2 separate regions of the Homo sapiens genome follow, and region 1 is linked to region 2. A link is a loop called in an ENCODE intact Hi-C map of the cell type or tissue named here. Cell type or tissue: PC-3. All regions are shown on one strand. Each heading gives the region's core, and the rest is flanking DNA. Links, peaks and the distances in the headings are about the cores only.

Region 1 (10,892 bases), core at 1,086-9,085, 140 kb after region 2:
GGTACTAACGAAGTAATATACTGTTAGGAAAACAATCATGCAAGTTGTCAAGGAAAGAAGTGTAATTATACAGCCGTATGGGCTGCTTAGGAGGACAGGGACCTGCCTGATAATGGACACATTTTTTGTTGGCAAGAGGGAAATATGTTATGGCAGAAAGAGGTGCAGATTGATAAATTAATTGGTCCTTCTCACAGCTCAGAGAGCAAACTTGGCCGGCAGTCCCATGCAGATTAGGGAGATGGAGCTTGCCCAACGCTGCTTTTCCCCCGGACCTCCCCGGCTCTTGCTGCCAGACTTTCCTGAGGCCTTGCTTGCCTCCTCTCCTACCCTCCTTCACCAGCTGCAACAAGTCGTAGGAAGTGCATCCCGAGGCAGTGTGTACAAAGTGCAACTTTGAGCTGGAACTCTTGCAACCATGTCCAATTTTTTTTTAAAACCCTAAAGACTTAAATGCTCTATTGTTACTAAAATCTTTGGCTGTGATGGAGGTAATTATGGGTGGTTTTCAGCCCCATGAAGGAGACTCAAACAGGCTGGGGACCATGCAGAGGGAGGTGCCAACTCCATGCTTCTAATACCAGCACATTGCTGTTGGCAGTTTGTATAATTAGCCAAGATAGAGTGGCGGTAGTGGCAGTGGTGGTGTGTGTACGTAGGGGAGAAAGGGAGGCATGCTCTTGAACAAAGAGGTGAATGAGCAGAATGGGTCATGTACATCCCACTGATGTGTGCTGATGTGACAAAGAGAGAAGGCAGGTAGAAGAGGTAAGAGCTTTTTTTGTGACCCCTGTATGGGTATGGCTTCTGGGTTTGTGTCTTGGTCAAGACTCTTAATTGCATTAAAATAGTAACCAACTTGAGATAACTTAAGCATAAATAAAGGACTTATAAAGGCACTGACTTATCTCATGGAACCGAAAATCAAAGATATAGCTGGCCCTCTTGGTGACTGGGAATTGGACTTGGAGAGAGGGACCAAGGTAGCTGGTCTCTAGGTCTCTCTTAGTCTCTCTCTGGTCCCACTCCTGCCCACTTCTGCTCTCACCCACCACCCCTACCCACACCAAACCACGAGAGTCAGGAGAGTGAAGTTCTGGAGCTCGCAGTTGTGGTTTGCCTGAAGATGGGGTATTGAAAGGAATGGTTTCCACCCTTGCCTCCAAATGATACCAAATGCTACTTCTCAGAAAGGGAGCACAACTTCCCTTTGGGTGGCTCAGCTAGTATGGCTTAGGGATATAACAGGGAACCTGCTGATGTTCATACTGTGATACTTTGTTTTTCTCATAACTGTTATATCAGGATGTACATTAAGTTAAGTAATCTTCACAACCACCCTGTTAGGCAGGGGCTGTTCTCTTTATTTAACAGATGAGGATAACAAGGCTGAATGTTTGAGAACTTGCCCTAGATCATGGTGAGTGGCCAAGCTGGAGTTTTAACCAAGGTTCTGTGTCTCTGAAACCTGATGCTTCTCACCCTGCCACACTGCCTCTTGCTAGCATGGTGTGCCTTTCCCTACAACTTGGGCTGCTCAGTGGAGCAGAATTATCTGCTTGAGAATCAAAGAAAACCCGGGAAAAGTGTTTTTTTCCTGTGTCCTATTTCGACTTTCTAAGTAGAGACTGTGCAGGGGGCTCTTATAGGAAATTTATTACTTGCATTCAGATTTTGTGCTGCTCCACATATGCAAATATGGACCACGTGGGCCTGGGTCCTGGTCTGCTTGGGGATGTGAGCAGAAATACAGTCTCATTATCTGGCCATCAAGCCCTACAAAGACTCTGGAGCCTCTCTGTGCAAAACATCTAGAGCAATCCTGAAATCAAAGGAAGCTGCCAATTACCTCACAGCAAACCTGACAATTAAGAAAAAAGGAAGTTTCACTTTTCTAAGTTGGAAACAGAGAGTATTTGCTCTGGGGAAGGAGCAGGTAACTAAGGTTTATTGAATGCCTAACATGTGTTAGGGATGATACCAGGACTCCCTGGTGCTCTGTCTCATTTGGGTGGTGGGCATATTCCCATATCAAAAATGAAGAAACAGATGTTCTGAGTAGTTGAAAACTCGAACTTCCAGTGCACTGGGCTATGGAATGATTGTTTCTCCTGTTACATGGGCTGTGGTCCCATGTAACCCATTGTTTTAAACCACTTTAACCATTTTAAAGTATACAGTTCAGTGGCATTAAGTACCTTCATATTGTGCAATCATCAGCACCATCCATCTGCAGAACTTTGTTCATTTTGTAAAGCTGAAACCCATTAAACAGTAACTCCCCATTCCTCCCTCCCCTTAGCCCCTAGCAACCACAATTCTACTTTCTGGCTCTCTGAATTCGACTGAGCACCACTGAGTACCTCATATGGGTGAATTATACAGTATTTATCCTTTTGTGTCTGGCTTCTTTCACTTAGCCTATGTTCAAGGTTCATATTGTGGCATGTGTCAGAATTTTCTTCATTTTTAAGGCTGAATAATATTGCACTGTATGTATAGATCACATTTAGCTTATCTATCCATCAGTGAACAGTTGGGTTACTTCCACCTTTTGGCTATTGTGCTTTCCTAAACATGAGTGTACAGATACCTCTTCAGCACTTTGTTTTTTGAACACAACACTTGTGTATCTGTTCATATGTTGATAGGCATTTGGATTATTTCCAGTTTTTGGCTATTACAAATAATGCCACTATATGTACATACCATATTTTATCTGTTCACCCATCAGTGGAGACTTGGACCACTTCTGTCTTTGTCTACTGTGAATAATGCTGCTGTAAACATTAGTGCACAGATATCTCTTCCTGTTTCTTTGTTCAGTTCTTTTGGGTGTATACCCAGAAGAGGAATTGCTGGGTCATATTATATTTCTCATTCTTTGAGGAACTGCCATATTGTTTTTTATAGCAGCTGCACAACTTTCCGATTTCTCTACATCCTTGCCAACTCTTCTTTTTGTTTGGGTGTGTGTGATGATGGCCATCTCAGTGAGTATGAGTAGCATCTCATGTGGCTTTTATTTGTATTTCCCTAATGATTAGTCATATTGAATGCCTTTACATGTACTTATTGGCCATATGCATATGTTTTTGGAGAACTGTCTATTCAAGTCCTTTGCCCATTTTTGAATTGAGTCTTCTTTTGTTGATGTTATTGTTGAGCATTAGGACTTCTATTTTGAGTATTAATCCCTTATCAGATATGTGATTTGCAAATATATTTTCTCATTCCATAGGTTGCCTTTGTACTCTGTTGATAGTGTCCTTTGATGTGCAAGATTTTAGTTGATGAAGTCTAGTTTGTCTATTTTCTTTCTTTTGTTGCCTGTGCTTTTGGTGTCATATCCAAGAAATCATTGCCAAATCCAGTGTCATGAAGCTTTCCCCCTATGTTTTCTTCTAAAAGTTTTATCGTTTTCATTCTTAAATGCTCAGTTATTTGATCCATTTTGAGCTAATTTTTGTAGATAGTGTTAGGTAAGGGTCCAACTCACTTTTTTGGCATGTGGATGTCCAGTTTTCCAGCACAATTTGTTGTAAAGACTGTCTTAGTAACCTTGTCAAAATCATTTGACCATCTATGCAAGAGTTATTTCTAGGTTCTCTATTCTTTTAATAACAAAATTATTTTTTGTCTCCCCCATTAAATTATTGACTTTTTTTTTTCATGATAAGGTTGAGAGATAGCAGAATTTAAACATTTAGACCGCTAGATAGGAGTTGCAATGCAGGGTCTACTCTTGGCTCTGACCCTGGAACAGGTCACAACCACAATTCTTTGCCTCTCTGCCCAACTTTTGAAAAGGAAAGGTGATAGTATTGGCGATTTTAAAGTCAACAGAGAAAACAGACTTGGAATGGTCTTTCAAGTCTTTAAAAGGAAAGGGAGGGAGGGCCCTTTTCTAACTGGAAGGCTCAGATTTCTGGTGAGTGTGAGGGCCACCATCTTCCTGACCCTCAGATGACCCTTCTTCCTGCAGTCCCATGACTAAACTGGAGGTCAGCACCGGGGTGAGGATGCGGTCAAAGGATGAGCCCCCATGGTGGGCAAACAGGGCCAGAGAGAACTCTCATCAGCATTATAGATGGTCGCCCCAGCATCAAAGGGCAGCCTACTCTCTCCTCAGGTCAGGGAAGCCTCTTTGTGTCATTCACATTGTTGTGAAAAGAGAAAAAAAACACTTGGCCCAAAATGTTCTCTCCACCATTTTCTACCTGATCTTCTCTGTCTTTTTCTCTCCTGACATTCTTCTCTGTTAGCCCTAGAAAGGCCCGTGTCTTCCTTCTTTCTTGCCTTGTGTATATTTTCACAGTGAGGTTTCTGTACTCTGTGTGCTGTTATGCCAAAATGTTGCTGTATGGCAAGAGACAGGATATATCCCTAAGCACCAATCATGTATACCTCATCTACCAGTGAGCTGTGAGGTAAATCCATGAGTCCCGAAACCTGGGCTCAAGAAGAAAGCTGCTTCCATGCTCTAGGATCTGGGCAGAAAATGTGATTCTAAAGGGTTATGTTTGAGGGTATCGCTCAGCCCTGAAGACTGTGCACACTGTCATAAGCCCTTGGATACTCTCCCACTTAGGGATTTCTGTGCATTTCAGTCTTCTTAGGCTGCAGCTGGAAGTCAATAGGAAGTGTTGTGGTCTCTCACAACAAGCTCATTTATTCATCCATTCTCTGGACACTCAAGGAAAAATATTAGCTCCTCTTAGGATCTGTGTATAAGCCAAATCATGTTGGCTTAGGCGTACTAGGAGGAGATTTTCAAGCTGTGTTAGAAGAGGGAATATAGTCACCTTTATCTTTCCAAGTTATCTGTCAGTTGAGAGCCATGCTGCTGTTAACAGCACCTCCCGGTGGCCCAAAAGGAAGGCATAAGGACCCAGCCAATCTTGCTTAGGCTTTTATGGGAAGAGTCTTTTGTAGGCCTTGGTGACTGAGCACATTGAGCTATATGATGGTGGGTTTTTTACATTGTATAGGGTTTTGATGAAAGATATGGTATGAGCCCCTAAAGCACTTAAGGGTACCAATAGACTTGACACTTCTCCACTTCCATCACACAGTATTGCTATGAAAATGCAATCAATCCAGTTCCTGACATCTTTTCTACCCCACTCTCAAGAGCACCTACTGTATCAACATGACATTTTAAAATCTTGGCTTGTTTTCCAGGCCATGAATTTAATTTCTCATTGCTTCACCATTTGGCTTTTATGTTCTCAAAGCGAAATGTTGTCCAACAATAGTTACCACCATCTTGTTAGTCAGGTCCTCTTTCCTGGGCATCCTAAAACCAGATAATTTTAAAAAATTCATTGCAGCCATGGGCACTCAGCCTTGTGCTAATAGCCACCAAGTTCTGACAAAGCAAGTCCGACATCCCTCGATAAGTAAAATCCAAACCTCCTGACGTTGTGTAACAGTAAGCAGATTGGCATGTCTTTGGATTAGTGGAGGCACTGAAGCAAAATGCTCAATCCTTAGTGACCTTTGGCAAATGGATGGGGATGTGTAGCCATTGTAGGTTATCTTTATGTTCACTGTGTAGACACTCAGCCTCTGCCAGGCCAAGACAGAAGCTGTCAGGGCAGATAAACTTAGTTGGGAACTAGCTGTTTTTCTGACTATATCACAGTGCTTTGCAGAACTATTTTGTCTGATAAACTGCTTCTTCTTTAAACTTGTCTGTGAATAGTTCTGTGAAGCATTAAGCTTTCCCTCTTGGGTTTTGAGCTGCCTGTACTTTGTTTTAATCTTTGGGTCTAGAACTGACTTTCTCATAAAATGTACAGTCCACTGTCCTCGGCTGCAGTGTCTTCCGGTGAGTTCCTTTGAGGGAGTCAGTGGGAGATGCCATATCTGGGTCTATCAGACATGTATTCTGGGGGATGTGTGTGTGTGTTTCTTCTATCTGTCCAGGAAGCATTCTGTGAAAATAGGGTCCCCTTTGATCACTTCTTTCTGAGCCCATTAATGCCTGTTTCTAGTTTAAACATAATTCATATGTTGATATAGAATTTTGCAAGCACTTGGAAAAAAAATTTGGGCAAAAGTTCTTACCACTTGGAGTAAAGCTCATACTTTTATTTCCCTCCTCTGCTAGAGAAGTGGTGACTAAAGGCCAGAGATGTTGATTCTGAACACTCTCTCTGCTTGGGCAAGTTGCTTGACTTCTTTGGGCTCAGGTTTGCTCCCCTTTAAAATAAGGTGGTCACATTAGGTGATTTCTGAGACCCACTCTGGCTTTAATGGACTCCAAGCTCTCTAAGACTGAAGCAGAGAATATTTTTGGGGAAGTGAATGAACTGTTGGGTTTTTCTTCTTTCATTCCTATTCCAGGTGAAGATAAAAGACTTAGCCCTCTATTGAGCTGACATGGATTCAGAATTCTTTAGTGTTCAGGCTTTCTTTTAAGCTTCAGACAGGATCGTGAAGAGAAAAACCTGCCCTCAATTCCTTTGCCTTGTTAGTTCTCATATAATGTGCTGCAGAAACTGCTAATTGTCACTTCGAGGTGATGGGTGAGGGTCTGGTCTCTTGAAGGAAAAGTCAAAATTTTCAGTTCCTGTCCCCTTCTTGTTTAGGTAGAGGTGTATTCAAGTCTGATAAAGGAGGACTCTAAATCTAATTTGAAATTAATTAAATTTGCCCCTTCCCCAAAGCAGTGGGGAGTGAGAGAGAGTTGCAGGGTAACAATGTAAATATCCAGTTGAATACAATATACTGTAATAATGAAAATATAATTTTCTGGACAGTCTTGGGAGAGTGCCTGTGGGTTGCCCTTGCATGTGCTGTGTAACATACACATGTACGTATGCTTCGCTAAAGAGCCATCTAGACATAACTTCAATCACAAACACTTATATTGCTAATCTTTTCAAGAGATTTTTCTTTAGTTTTAGTTTATAACTCTAAGTATGATCTTATACTTGTGTGTGAAAATGCACTCCTTGAAACTTGAGCCCAATAACCTGTGTTTGTACATCAGTTTCACAGGACATTGTTTTCAAAAAAATGTCATCGGCATTCCTTTCATTTTTGTTGCCTGCTAGGTATACCCTTTTTCCACGTCTCTCTGACTCAGCCTTCTCTACGTCTGCTAAGAAATTTGTAGTTGTCCAGCATTTGTTTAGTAAAGTCCCCGGGTTGGCCTCTATGTGGACATTTGGTCCCCAGTGCCGGAAGTCACACCCATAGTCAGCGCACTGCCCCTCGTGATCAGGCACTGCCCCTAATGTGTTGTCTTCTTTGGCGGAGGGATGGGCTAATGTGAAGCTGGAAAGCAGATCTTTGGTTGAAAGATTTTTCCTTTGGTGATATAGTAATTTTAATCTGGAATTAGATCATTTCAGCAAGAGGTGGTTGAAAGGTCCAGTTCTTGGCTCTATCACTTACTGGCTGTATGACTGTGGGTAGGTGTCTTAATGTCTCTGAGCCTTACTTGTACATTGGAGACATTACATCTTTACAAGGTTGTCTTAGAGGGTGACTAAGATAATGCTCATCAATCTACTCAGTTTATATAAGTTGAATGGGAGCCACCAACAGTTCTTACCCAGGAGTATATTAAATTTACTAGTTGAATTTTACTCATGGAGCTTCAATACAAATGGGAGGATGGAGGCCACCAGATTTAGCTTTCAACTCTATAATTGGGAAGTTCTGAGTCATTTCCCTTTTCCTTAATACCTGGAGTATTTCATTGTTTGGCTCTTGTCCTCTCCCCTCTCCTTCTCTTTATTCTAGAAATATTTCCTGGCATGAAGATTTGCCAGTTTGTTTGTCTTAGGGTAAGTTTAGCACAAGAAGTAAAACCAAACCACAGTCATACACAGATGTGAACACCAGCATCACCGCACAGTAATGCAACTTAAAAGAAAGTTTGACAGAATTAGAAATCTGACAATGCCTTTGTAGGAGCTTTCAGAGAAAATGGTGGGAGTTTCATATATTTGAAGCAATGAAAGCAAGAATGAGAAAAGCATGTCTTTGAGAAGACAACAGAAGACAATGAAAAGAAATCCTTACAGCTCAAGGATTTGAAATCACAATCATGTGACACTTTTGGAAGCGAAACAGAAAAAAATTAACTTTGCTCTAGTTTTTATGGACTTCTTTTGACTTATTGCATAAAAATAACAGAAATTTCTGGCAAGCGGACTGGATTTCCAAAACTCTTCCCCACGGAGGCAGCGAGGAGAATTGTCTGAAAAGTTATGTGTGTTTGTTATCATGAAAACATTAATAATATTAGGATTTGGCTATAATCCATTTTTACTTTGAGAACCTCGACATTTTAACGGGTACATGTAACTGATAAATCCTTTTTGTGGTTGTCAAAACAAGCAAAGCTAACTTTGTACATTTCCTATTATAACTAAAAGCACTTTGACAGTCTGAAATTGGGTGTATCAGTATGGAGAGCAAACAGCCTATTCATTTTATCACCATACTTCTCTAAGGATTTTGACATTTCTGAGATACATATCACTTCTAAACAGTGAAGCACAAAGTTGGTAAAGGTTGTGATGGCTGCAGTTCATGGAGGTTGACCATCCTGTTGGGATTGCCAGTTCCCTTGGCAGGTGCCTTGCTAGGCCAGCCTGCCATGCATCTGGTCATGTGGAGACCATCAGGAGACCATCGCATGGTCTATCCACATCTTTGAGGCCCAACTGATCATTTGTGGTGTCCTGAGAGCTTTCAGCCATGCTGTAGTCTGGGAGAGTCAGTTTTTGGGTGGGTTCAGGCATGGAGCATCTGATGATGTTGGAGTCAGTCACAATGAACCAGAACCTGAGGTCTGGGCAGGACCAGGCTCTGTGGAGAGAGGCAGTATGCTAGAGTGACTGATGTCTGTTCAGAGGAGGAGAAACATCTCCAGGCAGAGAGAAAGCCATGGTTGGTTCCCCTGCCCTGAAAGGTTTGGGCCTCGCGGTGTCTCTGCCTGTCAGATGTTTCATGTACTGGTCAGTGACATATTTTTAGGGTGGGTCTGGATAAGGATGTTTGGTTCAAACGTGTGTGGAGCCTGGGCCCCTTCACCTGCACATCCCTCATCCCACTGTCTCTCTCCAGCCTGTCCCCTCTGTGACCTGGTCATCTGCTTCTCTCCCTGGAGCTCCCCTCATGTGACCCATCTGTTTGCACTGGAGTGACCTTCTGCTGATCCCGTCTTGGTTGCCTCATTTCTTCCATTAGCTGTGAATTTTTTGAGGATAGTGCATATCTTATATTTTTAGTTTGTGTTTTAATTGTTCACCATAGTTCACATTCTATCTCATTCCCATAGTAGTTTTTTGAACAATTATTTTATCCGAAAGTACTTGTAGTGGTCTTCCAGTCTTTAGCCTGGAAATTAGCCTGATGACTAATGTTTTGTGTGGAGATTAGCAGAGTAGGTAGTGGCTAAGAGCCCAGATTCTGGAGCCAGATTGCTTGGCTCAGCAATGCTGCTTTCTGGCTGTGTGACCTTGAATGAGTTAAAGTACCCCTCTGTGCCTTAGTTTCTTTATCTGTGCAATCTGTACAATAATAGAAGTACCCACTTCCTATGATTCCATTCTATGAATTACCTATTGTTGGTTGCTGTTGTTACTGTTTTTTTATTGTTCTCTTACTTGAGGACTTCAGTGACAAAGAGTAGCAGTCCCCGTGCTTTGGGTTACTGAATTTTAAACTCTTTTGTAAGGCTGATTGAGTGAGGGAGTCTTTGCTTGGAGGCAGGAAGATGACTCCCCAAGCCCCTGTTTGTCCCCCATTATTCCTGTCCTCCAGGACTGGCATGCCCTGCCGTTCATTTCCTTGTTGGAGGAGACAATGATGATGCCTTTTCTACACAGACACTCTCCTCAGCTGCTTGCTTTTGTGAGCAGGTATCTCCTCTGTTAAGAGATTAGAATCTTAATCCTAAATGATATTTCATGGCCTAAGACTTAAATTTATATATCACCATCCGGAATAATGTATTGGATTGCATTAAACAGATTGTAGATTAACATGCAACTATAAAACAAATCATCAATGTGTTGTTGACAACTCTAAGTGCAAGTTCATATATTTAACTACATTTGGGGAGTATTAAAGTGTTTAAAGCGGCTTAACGGGTTGATGTAAAATTAAGCATCATGTTCTGTTTCAATTTGTGAGCCAGCCCGAGAGACAATAAAATGGAGGCATAGGCTTGAGAGGAAGGAGCATGGAAGAAAATTTGGAATCAGACTTGGCACCAGGGAAATCCTGGCATGGTCAAAACATATTGGGTAGCAGTAGAAGGCTGTCCATTTACATACTCAGTCTATGAGCAGGTATTTGAAGCCTCAAGGAGTTTATAGTCCAGTTGAGATAAACCAACCAGCATACAGAAAACAATGGTGAAAAATAAGAGACTTAGTGTCCTTTAGCACTGAGCTGGGTGAAATGGACCACCTGCTGTGAGAGTTCACAGGAAATGACAGTGGCATTTGGAGTGGTCAGAAAGATCTTAAAGATGGTGGCATTTGAGCTGATCCTCATAAGGCAATCAGAGAGGAGAATGGAAGGCAAGGGTGAAAGCGTGGTAGGCGCTTGGGTAATGGTGTGCTGGAAATTCATGATCAGACAGTTGGGTAGGGCCAGGTACTAGAGAGCCACAGCAGCCAGGCAAGCACTAATGCTAGAACCAGGAACCAGACTGCCTGGGATTCAAATCCCTGATCCCTCACTTTCTAGTTGTGTGGCCCTAGGTGGGTTACATAACTGCTTTCTCAGTTTTCTCATCTGTAAAATGGGGATAACACCAGTATGTACCTTTGAGGATTGTTGTGAAGAGTCAATGTGTTTTTGAATAGAGGAGGCATATAGTAGTGGAAATGGCATTTGACCTGTAATGGTATTTAGGT
Region 2 (10,892 bases), core at 1,573-9,572:
GGCTGGGAAATTAAGTCCAACTGCGTGCCCAGGAAGCTGAGGAGGACAGCAGCAGCACAGGGGTGAGCCCTGTGGCTTCTGCAACACTGACTGTTGTTCATGATCTATTTCACCATTTCCCTGTTGTTGGGCACAGTTTGGGAGAGGATTATTGTTGACCCAACCAGTCCAGAGAACAAGTTATATACCTTTTTGCCTTTTAGATTTTTTTTTTTTATTGATCTCTGAGTTGAATTAATGGGGCCAATCCTAAGGGCCTCTGTTTACTCTTATACAGAGAAGAGGAACAGCCCTAGCTAAATCACCAGTGTTTCTTTGGGAAGAATCTGGTACAATAAATGTCTTCGGGAATGACTCGTGTCAGGTTCACCTCTAGCTGATCCTGGCCTCAGGGCCTGGTTGGCCCTTGAACTCAGGCAGGTGCAAGTATGGGCTTAAGTTTACTCTTGCTGTTTCTTCCAAAGGGTTCAGAGGCCTCCTGAGGCACTAGTGGGTACACACTTCTTTCTCTTTATTTTATATTTGTTTATTTTTAACTTTTATTTTAGGTTTGGGGTACACGTGCAGGTTTGTTATATAGGTAAACCTCCATGTCATGGAAGTTTTGCAGGCACACTTCTCCTCCTTCTTGCCCTGACTGGTGCTGTTCTTCCCTGTCCAGTCCTGCAGTCCCCAGGTAGAGGCAACCTTTTCTTCTCTTTCCTGTGTGGCCTGAAAACCCCCTGCACAGCCCACACCACCCTGTGACCCACAGCAACACCTATTTGTATCATTTGCTTCCCTTCTCACACTGAACCTGAGACTCAAAACACTGAAGCACCTGTGGTAGGGTGAGATGGCAACAGGTGCATGAAGCCTTTTTAATGCTCACCATGTAAAAGTGCAAAAGCCAGGCAGGGACTGCATTCTCTAGGGAATGTCCATTTTGGACATGAGGCTGCCCACTGTTAGTTGATAGCCTGTTTTTTTTTTTTTTATTATTACAGGTACTGCAGTTGTGCTTGCCTTCTTTAAAAAATAAGTTTGCACATGAATGTGAAGCCAGCTGACTTTTAGGGAAATTTCATTGGCTTCTTCTAGAACACTGCATTATGCAGTTTGGGTGTTGTGGCTTCTCATGCTGGAGACTGTTGCTGCTGTATGTGTGTGCAGGGCAGGGGTGGTGGTGGATGTTTAAAGGAAAAATATGGGGATTCAAATGACATTAGGCCTGTGGACTCAGACATTTAGGGGGAACTTGGCCACAGCCCCCATGATTTAGTTTTCTTGCTTTATAATTGGTCATGAATCTGGTATGCCCTATTTTCCATTAGGCTAATAAAATATTAGTGTTATAAACCATGACTATTGGTTTATAGAAGTTGCAATCCCTTTGTCACCCTCTGTTACCTTGGTTTAGAATCAGTTTGTTAGAGCATTAACCACCTTCTGGTTTGCATCAAGGTGGCTGTCTAATGGGTCATTAAGTACTAGTGATACTCAGTTCCTCTGGGATTTTTTTTGATATTACAGTAGTTATATTGGGAATAAAGTATATAAGAAACTACACTCGCACAGTAGGTTGTCTTTATGGGGGAAGAACCTGAGAGAGGGAGAACAGATGGGATATTTATTCCATATTCAGTTGTGAGAGTCTTGGCTTCATTTGGAAAGGTCAACAATCTGGAAGTGTAAGGGTATTTGATTAGCCACATACCAGATAATAAGGGGTATTAATGAAGCATAAGGAATTGAAGATATCAGGGCCATCCATTCATTCATTTGTGTGTTAGGTCATTTATTTATTAATCCCATTTTTTTTTTTTTTTTGAGACAGGGTCTCACTCTACCACTCAGGCTCTGGAGTGCAGTGGTACAATCACGGCTCACTGCAGCCTTGACCTTCCTGGGCTCAGGTGATCCTCCCACCTCAACCTCCTGAGTAGTGCCTGGGTAATGTTTGTATTATTTTTGTAGAGATGGAGTTTCACCATGTTGCCTAGGCTGGTCTCCAACTCCTGGGCGTAAGCAATCCACCTGCCTTGGCCTCCTGAAGTGCTGGGGTTATAGGCGTGAGCCACGGCACCCCATATTTGTTGAGTGCCTCTATGTGCCATGCATTATGCTGGGTGCTAGGGATTCAGGAGGGAGCTCAACACAAGAATGTCCCTACCCTTGCTGAGCTTTCAGTTGTGAGTGGGGTTTGGGGGGATGGGGCAGGGAGGAAGTGGCATGAATCAACTAAATGTAAAATCCACTTCATATTTTATTAGATTAATGGAAAAATAAGTCATATCAAAGGTTTGGCCAGTAACAAATGGAGATATTGTAAGACAGCCTCATAGGATAAATGCATGTAATAACGTCTGTAGTAATAGGGGGGAGTCATCTTCTCTAAGCAGGGTATTAGGTTAAGATCTGAAGGATAGGTAGGACTTATCTCAACAAGGAGGGGAGGAAAAAGCATTCTAGGCAGTGGTAACAGCATGTGCAAAGGCCTTGTGGGAGGAGAAAGCATTAGGAACTAGTAGAAGGTTGGTATGGAGTGTGGCATAAGAGGGGTAGGTAGGGATTACCACGCTGAGCCTTGTAAGGTGTGTATAAAGATTTTTACTGTTACCCTAAGAACAGTGGGAAACATTGGCAATTTAAATCAGGGGACTTTTATCAGATTTGTGTCTAGAAAAAAATCACTCTGGCTACAGAGTGGATAAATGGATTGGGGGAGGTCAGAGTAGGTGTAGGTAGATCATGTCATCCTTGGCTGTTGCAGTGAGATGGAGTACAGAGGGCAAGTTTGAGTGATTGATACAGATTAACATCAGAAGAACTAGGTGAGAGATAGGTTATGGGAAAGAGAGGAAGGAGTCCAGGATCACACCTGAGTGCCTGGCTTGGAAATGGGATGAATAAGGGTTGTTTTAGTTATGACACAGGTTTGGCTGTTAAAACAGGACTCAAGAGTAGCTAACAAGAGAGAAATGGATTGCTCTCATCTCAGTCCAAGTGTAAGCACTCCAGGGCTGATCTGGTGGTCTCATGGCATTGTACTTCTAGAATCCTTCTGTTTTATTGCTCTGCCATCTCTAGACCATTGTCCTTAGCATGGTTATAGCTGGCTCACTAGTATGTTCACATTCTAGATTTTTCCCTTCAAGGTCACCACCCAGAAGTTGCTTACATCCCAAGGGTCAGAACTGAGTCTCATGGCCACACATAGTTGTAGATAATCAGGGGACAGCCAGCAATCTCTACCACAGTGGCACAGTCACTAAACAGAAAACGTGGAACAGGACCAGTTGGCAGGAGAAGAGCAGGAGCAAGGGTTAGATGTTCATTTTGTGCTGTTTAGATCCTTACAGTCTCTCCTGCATCCCATCTCAGCTCCCTTGACTTCCCTCCATGAACCCTTTATTCTACCACTTCATGTACTTGCTGCACTCATGGACCCCCCATATTCTTCCTGCCTGGAATGCCCTTCTTTCATGTTTCCCTGACCAGCTGATTCCTACCCTTTGCTTAAAGCTGTCCCTGATCCCTCCACCCCTACTCCAGCTGCTCCTTTAGGTGAATTTTTAACACTTATTGCCCCTGTCACCACATGGTGTAATGACAGCAGTTCTCATGCTGATGGTGTGTCTCATGCTGAATTATTTAACTTTCCAAGTTACTATTGTGTGTCTCAGTTTCATTCAACACATGTTTATTAAGAGTCTACTATGGGCCATATTAACTCTCCTCCTCCATCCCTCTTGTAGTAGCACCTAAAATACAAACACAGAGCCTTTAAGGCTTATTAGTTTCATAGTGAGAAAACCTGCGGTGAACTTAGTGTTTGGCTGACCCCTGGGAGTCGTTTGGAGCTGTTTTCAGGGCAGAAGTCAATGAACCATAAGTAGAACAAGCTAAAATAAACCTCTGGTTTTTCATTTCTTAGTAGTACTCCCACTAATCCTGTCCTGCTTTACCTTTCTGATTACAACCAGGCTGAGTGACCCCAAACATAGACTCTCAGGATAAGATGGACATGGCATTACGCAGGTGTGATGGGGAATAGGAGGGCATTCTGAGAGGACTTAGAGAAAAGAGAACACATTTGTTCCACTTCCTGCCACTCCCCTGTCTGATTTCTCTAAGTCACTGAGTGGAGAATGGCCTGAACTGGCAGCAAAGCTGGGATTTCCAAACCAACTAACAGTTCTGCCTTTTTACCCTGTGCTTATTATTTTTTGATTTCTTAAAAAATCAATCATTCATTTATTTTTTTCATTCATTTCTGTTGTTTTTTTTTGGTGTCTTATAGCAGATCAGTGAGATGTGGTCCCTGCCCTGTAGGAGCTCATGGGCCAGTGGCGAGAGCAAACCATGAAACTCTCCATCTACTTGGTGATAAACCAATCATGGTCCCCAATTGGGTTGGTTGTAGGCTTGGTGGAGAGACATGGACCATGCTTTAAAAGTCCCATGTATCCCCTGTAGAGTTCAGCGCCATGTTGGTCCCTTGGCCGGTGCCCAGTGACCATGATGATTGATTTCACTGACTGCTATGTCTTTCCCCATGGAAATCTTGGTGCCTGGTGTCTTGGAGTGTGAAAGCAGAGATTCTTTCAGGTTTCCTGGCACGAGGGGGTTGTTGTGGGAGGTTCTCTCTTCACCCTTAGTGAAAGTGCTTTGGAAACCTGAGCCAGAAGCAATGGCAGAGGAAGTTCCTGGTGTGAGGAGCTTGGATGCTGGCTGCCTTTCCCCCATTTAGCTCTCTTGGGGCCCTTGGGGAGAGTTGTGCTGTGGTTGGGTGAGTGCGTGTTTGGGGATGTGGGTGGGTCTTGCCTGGTCTCTCAAACCCAGATGCTCATTCAGGTGCAAAATTCAGTGTTTGCTCAGCAGTGTACAAGCCTTGTGTTCTGGCATCTTTTTTTTTTTTTTCCTGGTGACATCTGTTGTACAGGGAGTGACTCTCCCTCGGTAAATGGTGTATTGTCAGTTCCTCCACTCCAGCGTACAACCAACAAAACAGGATGGCACTGCTTGGAGAAAGATGGCTGGCTGGAAGCATCACAAAATGGCACTACAGCCTATTGGGGGCGACCCTGGAGTGTCACAGGGGTACCCCAGCAAGGGCAGGAGCTCTCCTGAAGCAGCTTCTTCATGCCTCCTGGCTGCTTTTGTGCCATCATTTTCCAGATTCTTTTCTTAATCATGAATTAGCTGAGTTTTCAAGGTACCAAAAAGCCCAGCTAGGTGAAAGGAAGTAGAGAAAGGGCCTCTGATATGGTGTCCCAATGAGTTTTTTCACTTAAAGGGTCATGTTGAAGTCACCCAGAGAGACAGGCAGGGAACCTCACTTGGGTAAATAAGCAATGGAGTGAAAGATTGAAAAATGTGGTCTGAATTTTTTACTCGCATTGTTTCGGAGCCAGTTCCTATTCTGTCACTTCTCTCTGTGCCCCACCCTACCCTTCTTAATGACTTATTTGTACTGGAAAGCAAACTATTAATCACAAACAGAATAGCTCTGTAACTTCCAAACAAACACAGAATAGTTCTAGGGACTGTGAAAAAGCCAAACCCTTGGCAGAGATTTGGAAATGTGTTTCTTTTATATATATTTTAGAAATGCCACCATTTGTCCTTAGGCACAGAAGGTTCCCTTTAATTAGCGGTGAATTTCCTATTTCCCTTTTCTTCCTGAGGCATCTATAAAGCCCTGGCCTAGTAAAAGGCAGGTACACAGCTCTCAATTGAGCCCTATTGATGTGCTAGTATAGTTTTAATTGTGTTGAGATTTCCTTGCCAAAGTGACACATGCAGAAGCATTTTAAAAACGTATAGGGTTCGTAACTCTTTCGCTGTCTAGAGCTCTTGAATTATGAATGTCTCTTCTGCTGCCTGTTCAGTTCTTCTGAATCTGTAAAATTACTTTAATAACCTGTGTGGGGGTAATGTTAATATGTTTGCTCAGTAGTGTGAATTTATTAGCATTCCTACCCCACTTCAGGGAGCTGGCTTGGCCCTTTTGATACAAGCCCTTGGTTGCAAGAAGAGGCAAATTATGGTGGTGTTTTTTTCCCCCCCTCTCCCTTCCACCATTAGCAATCATTCTGTTGCACAGAGTACGTGATAAATCAACCACAGGAGAGTCAGATTTGCCATAACATGACATTACCTATCAGCTTGTCAGGTCTGAGTTGACTCTCAGCCTTTTGGGCTGTATATTTCTTCAAAGTCTAGTGCCAGTTTCTTAGTCAGCTCTAACTAATTTCAGAGTGGAAGAGAAACTTGACTGGAGTGCTGTTTGGGATCTGCTTTTTAATCCTGGTCTGTTTAATGTTTGCTCCTGACAGTCTAGGCCAGACATCATTTTAATGGTATGTGTGGTGATAAAGCCAATAAACTGTCAAGATGATTGATAATCTAAGCATTATAGCAATATGACTTTCCTGTTCTCCTCTGTGCTTTAGATGATGGTTTCCAAATTGAATTCCTACAGTGTGTGCTGTATGAGTGTGCCTGTCAGAGGCTCCCCTAACAGCGTTTGAAGGAGGTAGCTGTGCTTAATGTAAGATTTTTAGTCCTCAATTACCCACACAAATATATTTGCATATGTGTTGGTACCCTCTAATTTGGGAAACATTAAGAATTTATGACTCTGCCCTTGTAACAGTCCCCCAGCAATTTATGGGCACTGGTGGAACTTTTTATTATGTCTTTATGGTGTTTTTTCACCTGGCGTGCATCTTAGATTCCATGTGGTTGATTCTGTTATCTGTGGTTGAAAGACATTACAGATAACAAAGTGCACTATATTAAAGGCAGGCTTCTGGTTTCCTTTCCTTTTCTCTTTGTTTCTTCTTTTTCTTTTAATTTAGCAGACATTTTTAAGCATCTGGTCCTCATCTCATTAATCAGACTCGACCAGGTGTTTTAGGGTGGTGACAGTGGGAGTGCTTGGCTGCTGTTTGTTGGCCCTCATGGGCCACCGTTGCTGGCTGACATCTCCTACCCCGTTCGTGGTGCAGTGTTGTCTGGGAGCAGAAACCCACGTGGCTAGAGAGGTCGAATGGGCTGTGTATATGTGTATATGTGTGTGTGTGTAACACTCTTAAGCAATTTTACCAGGAGGAAAAAGAAAAAAATAAGCAAATATTAAATTCAAAACTCATATTATGCTCAAAATTTCCTTTTACTTTCTGCTTCCACAGCATGTTTTTGTATGATGTGACATGTGCATATTATTTAGTCTTCTACTTTTAAGATTGTGTCTAGAAAGACTTTAAGACTGTGGCTCTCTGAGAGTTACAGAATACTGATGCCAGAAGGGTGTCTCTGATACCTGTTGACACCATGATTTGCTGTATTTCTTCCAGGCCTTATTTTACAGATGACACTGAGCCCCAGAGAGGTGGGTTGTCTTGATTGGTGGCAGAACCGGGACTAGCATCCATGTTTCTATTTGAGGTCAACTATCCTTTCCACTTCATTATTTCCTTTCTCTTCATTTAATGCTTATTTTTCTTTTGGTCAGGAGACACTGGGAAGTCACTTCAGTTTTCTGGCCTCAGTTTCTCTATCTGCAAAATAAGGGATCTGAATTTGCTCACTTCTCATGTTGAACCACTTCACCTTATCTCCCGGTGTGTGGATGAACTTACAGCCCCAGTCTTGAGGCTCTTACAGCCTGTCTGAGGCAGAGGGCAGACCGCATGTGGGGCTACTGATTGTGTGACTCTGAGGAAGTCATCTGCCCACCCAGTCTATTTTTTCCTCCAAAACAGACAGGGTTGCCCTGAGTTCAAATGGGAGACCAGAAACAAAAATGCCTGGCAGAGTACCTGGCACAGAAGAGGCAATCAATAAATGTTTGTGTGACAGGATATTTAATTTGAGATAATCACTGAGCTTTGCATTTCCCTTTACTTTTGAAAATCTTCATTTCTTTGGACCTCTTGCCATTCCTTCCTTTCCCTCAACTTGGGTACTTGGTGCTTGCTTTCTTCCACAAGTGATGGCATGACAGAAAATAGGGGAGAGGAGAGTCCTATCTGGGCTTTTGAATGACAAAAATTTAAGCCCAAATGTAAGGAAAAAAGATTTGGAAGAATGCATGGTGACAGAAGAACTGGCTGACTCTGAATACCAGGTGGAGATTTCCTGGACTCTGGGGAGGAGAGTCAGAGGTGAAGAAAAGCATAGATGCTGTTGGGTCCCTGGGAAGAGGACTTGTATGTTACACACTGTAGTTTTGGACTAAAACTTGTTCCTGACATGTTGGGTGTTAATGGTTGCTTAAGAGCACTAGAGGGGGTGGAGTAATCCAAAATTTCTAACACATGAGGGTATGAGAGGCTTCTTGGGGGAAGAAATATAATTCGAGCTGAGTTCTGAAGGGTGATTGAGATTTGGATAGATGAAATCTACCAGCTCCAAGCTGAAGCCTCTTGAGACAGCAAACTCAGGTTTGCTCTCTTGGCCAGTTGAATGGATGGTGGTCTGTGACAGTTCCTGTGGGGAAGGAGGAGGCTGGTCTGGAGGCAAGGCTGAAAGAGGTGGGGGTGTTGGCCATGGAGGCAGAAGAGAAGTTAGTGGGAGGAGATGAGCAAGCCCAGGGAGGGTGGGGCTGGCCTAGTCCCTGAGGCAGGAGAGTGGGTCATCCTTTTCTGAAATAGCCACACATATCCAAAAAAGGCCAGGCCACTGATCTGAGTTTGTACCTGCCCATTCCATAGCTGGATGCCTGGAGGAAAAACAAGGCAGTTGACATGGTAACAGTCCCCCTTTTCTCTGTTCCCTTCTGTGCCCACACTGGCACCTACTGTATTGATTTGGGAAGAGCCTCACCTTTTATGGATTAAAAATAGTGTATCACACCTGTAATTCCAGCACTTTGCGGGGGCTGAGGTGGGCAGATCGCTTGAGCCCAGGAGTTCGAGACCAGCCTGAGCGACATGGCGAAACCTCATCTCTACAAAACAAAAACAAAACAAAAATTAGCCATGTGTGGTGGTGTGCATCTGTAGTCCCACCTACTCGCGAGGCTGAGGTGGGAGGATTGCCTCAGCACAGGAGGTCAAGGGTGCGGTGAGCTGTGATTGTGCCATCACACTCCAGCCTGGGCAATAGAGTGAGACCTTGCTTCAAAAAAACAACAAAAAACCAAAGAGAATATTGGAGGAGTGGGGAAACCAGGATTCTGGTAGCAACTTTACCCCTCAACATACTGTGGGACTGTGAGCCCGTTTCCTCAGGGATTAAGTGAGGGGCTGAACACAGTCTCTCAGATACCTTCCTGCTCTTACTGGGAGTGCACCTGTGATGTTCGGAAGGTAGGACCCCATGTGTCTCTTTGTAAATTGGCCCAGCTTGGGAAAGGCTTTGGCATTTCAGCACTGTTGTCCCCCACCCCAAGATGACAGATGTTACCTGTCCACATAATGGTTCTCACTATCTCCCATGTTGTGTAAAAATAACCTATATTTTTAACCAGTTGAACCAGGAATCAGAGGGAGAAAGTTTCCCCTAAGCCAGATGGCTCAAGACACTTGGACTGTTGTCTTTTTCTTCTGTTCCCTTCATATGAGGCACTTTCCCTTTCAAACCTTCTAGATCATGAGCTCCCCACCAGAGAGAATTGGGTCTTCTGGATTCTGGGCAAAGAAAGAACTGGAACTTCTTGTTAAATCCTGTCCTCCTCCTCTTCTGCCTCCCTCTGTAAGTGGCTTAACTCTTTCATCTGCTCCAGCAAGCAGCATGTCCTAGCTTGGTCTGAAGTTTGGGGAAGAGTGAACTATTGCTTCTGGAAGTTCTTCACATTTCTAAGGGGCAAGGAGGTTCTGTCATGTACCAGGTTTGTAGTAGGTTCTCACTTGGCAATAAAACTACTAGCACCACCAACACCACATCATCTACACTTTCATCTGTTTGGACAAGTACATCAATACTATTGTCTCTGAAAAACAGGCAAAGCCAAGGTTGAACGGGTCCTCAGAGCTATGACTTCCACTTTCCATCAGTCTGACTGACTGTGCCATAAAGGTCCATGTCTTGCTGCTTCCCTCCTGGTAGGTGGGATGGAAAGTGTAGGTGCTGGTGATCAGAACTGGGAAATTCCTGTATATTCACAGCTAATCGTTTTCTCCCCTTGAATCAATGTGAGCTGTTATTTTTTTTTTTTCCTTCTCCAGCTGACAGAGTATGGCTCTGTGTAGAGTATTACTTTGACCATTTTGCTCCAGGAAAAGCATTAGTAATTTATAAATAAAATACACATAAAAATAGGAGAAGTCAAATATAGGTTTATTGACAACAAAGGCACTATTAATGTTGGACCGGGCTGGTTTGAAGTTGAGTTAGTTTTTGTTGCTGATTTATGTGCTGTTTGTTTTAGGAGGGCTGCGAGTGAGTCGTGATGGTTCTTGGGAACTGGCAGCTGGGAAGGGGCAGAACTGGTTTGGGTCGGAGTTCCCAGAGGAATGAAATGGGCGGAGGAGCAGCAGCGGCTGCGGTGGGAATGATTTGCATCTCTCTCTCTGCTTGATGGTTGTGTATTTAAGCAAGAGTGCATTGCCAGGAAATTGAGAAAGTAAGTGTGCATGTGTGCTTTATGTCAAGCATAGCTCATTTAAAGTATACCTGTGTGGACATGAGGGTTTGCAGAAAACTGTTATTTATTTCTCTTGAATTTACCCTACTTGTTAAACAAAATTTGACAGATGGTTTGCAGCAAGAGTAATGAGGCCATTACATAGCCAAGTTTTATCTTTACCATATCAGTTGTTATGTGAAAAAGGGGGTTTTCTCGGTTTGGGGAGTTTAATTCCCTCCCTGTAGAGAGAATCAGAATTGTTTAACTGGAAAATTAACAGAATTGAAAGTTCATTTTCTGAGCCTTACCACTTGGGGTAGTTACTTGTTAAAAC

Evidence for each region. Hi-C counts contacts between places; a loop is a spot of excess contacts. Peaks named below come from ENCODE experiments on the same cell type or tissue, not always from the same donor. Only the 100,000 strongest peaks of a DNase experiment are listed, where the experiment ranks them.
Region 1: a loop joins it to region 2, with 2.4 times the contacts of the local background. A loop is called at or near these places in 3 of 110 quality-filtered maps.

What each region holds. Positions count from the first base shown.
Region 1 is chr10:75,646,826-75,657,717 of GRCh38, forward strand. All of the region lies in intron 2 of LRMDA (leucine rich melanocyte differentiation associated), which reads left to right. Among named protein-coding and RNA genes, the nearest start is that of MIR606, 100 kb to the left of the region's middle. In PC-3, for the core only: a CTCF peak has its summit at 4,854 (motif pointing left); DNase peaks (open chromatin) are centred at 2,866, 4,856, 7,096 and 7,636; H3K4me3 peaks cover 1,479 bases; H3K27ac peaks cover 3,489 bases.
Region 2 is chr10:75,502,223-75,513,114 of GRCh38, forward strand. The region is part of intron 2 of LRMDA (leucine rich melanocyte differentiation associated); the gene reads left to right. Among named protein-coding and RNA genes, the nearest start is that of MIR606, 45 kb to the right of the region's middle. In PC-3, for the core only: no CTCF peak of the experiment used is centred there; a DNase peak (open chromatin) is centred at 6,329; H3K27ac peaks cover 1,394 bases; H3K27me3 peaks cover 502 bases.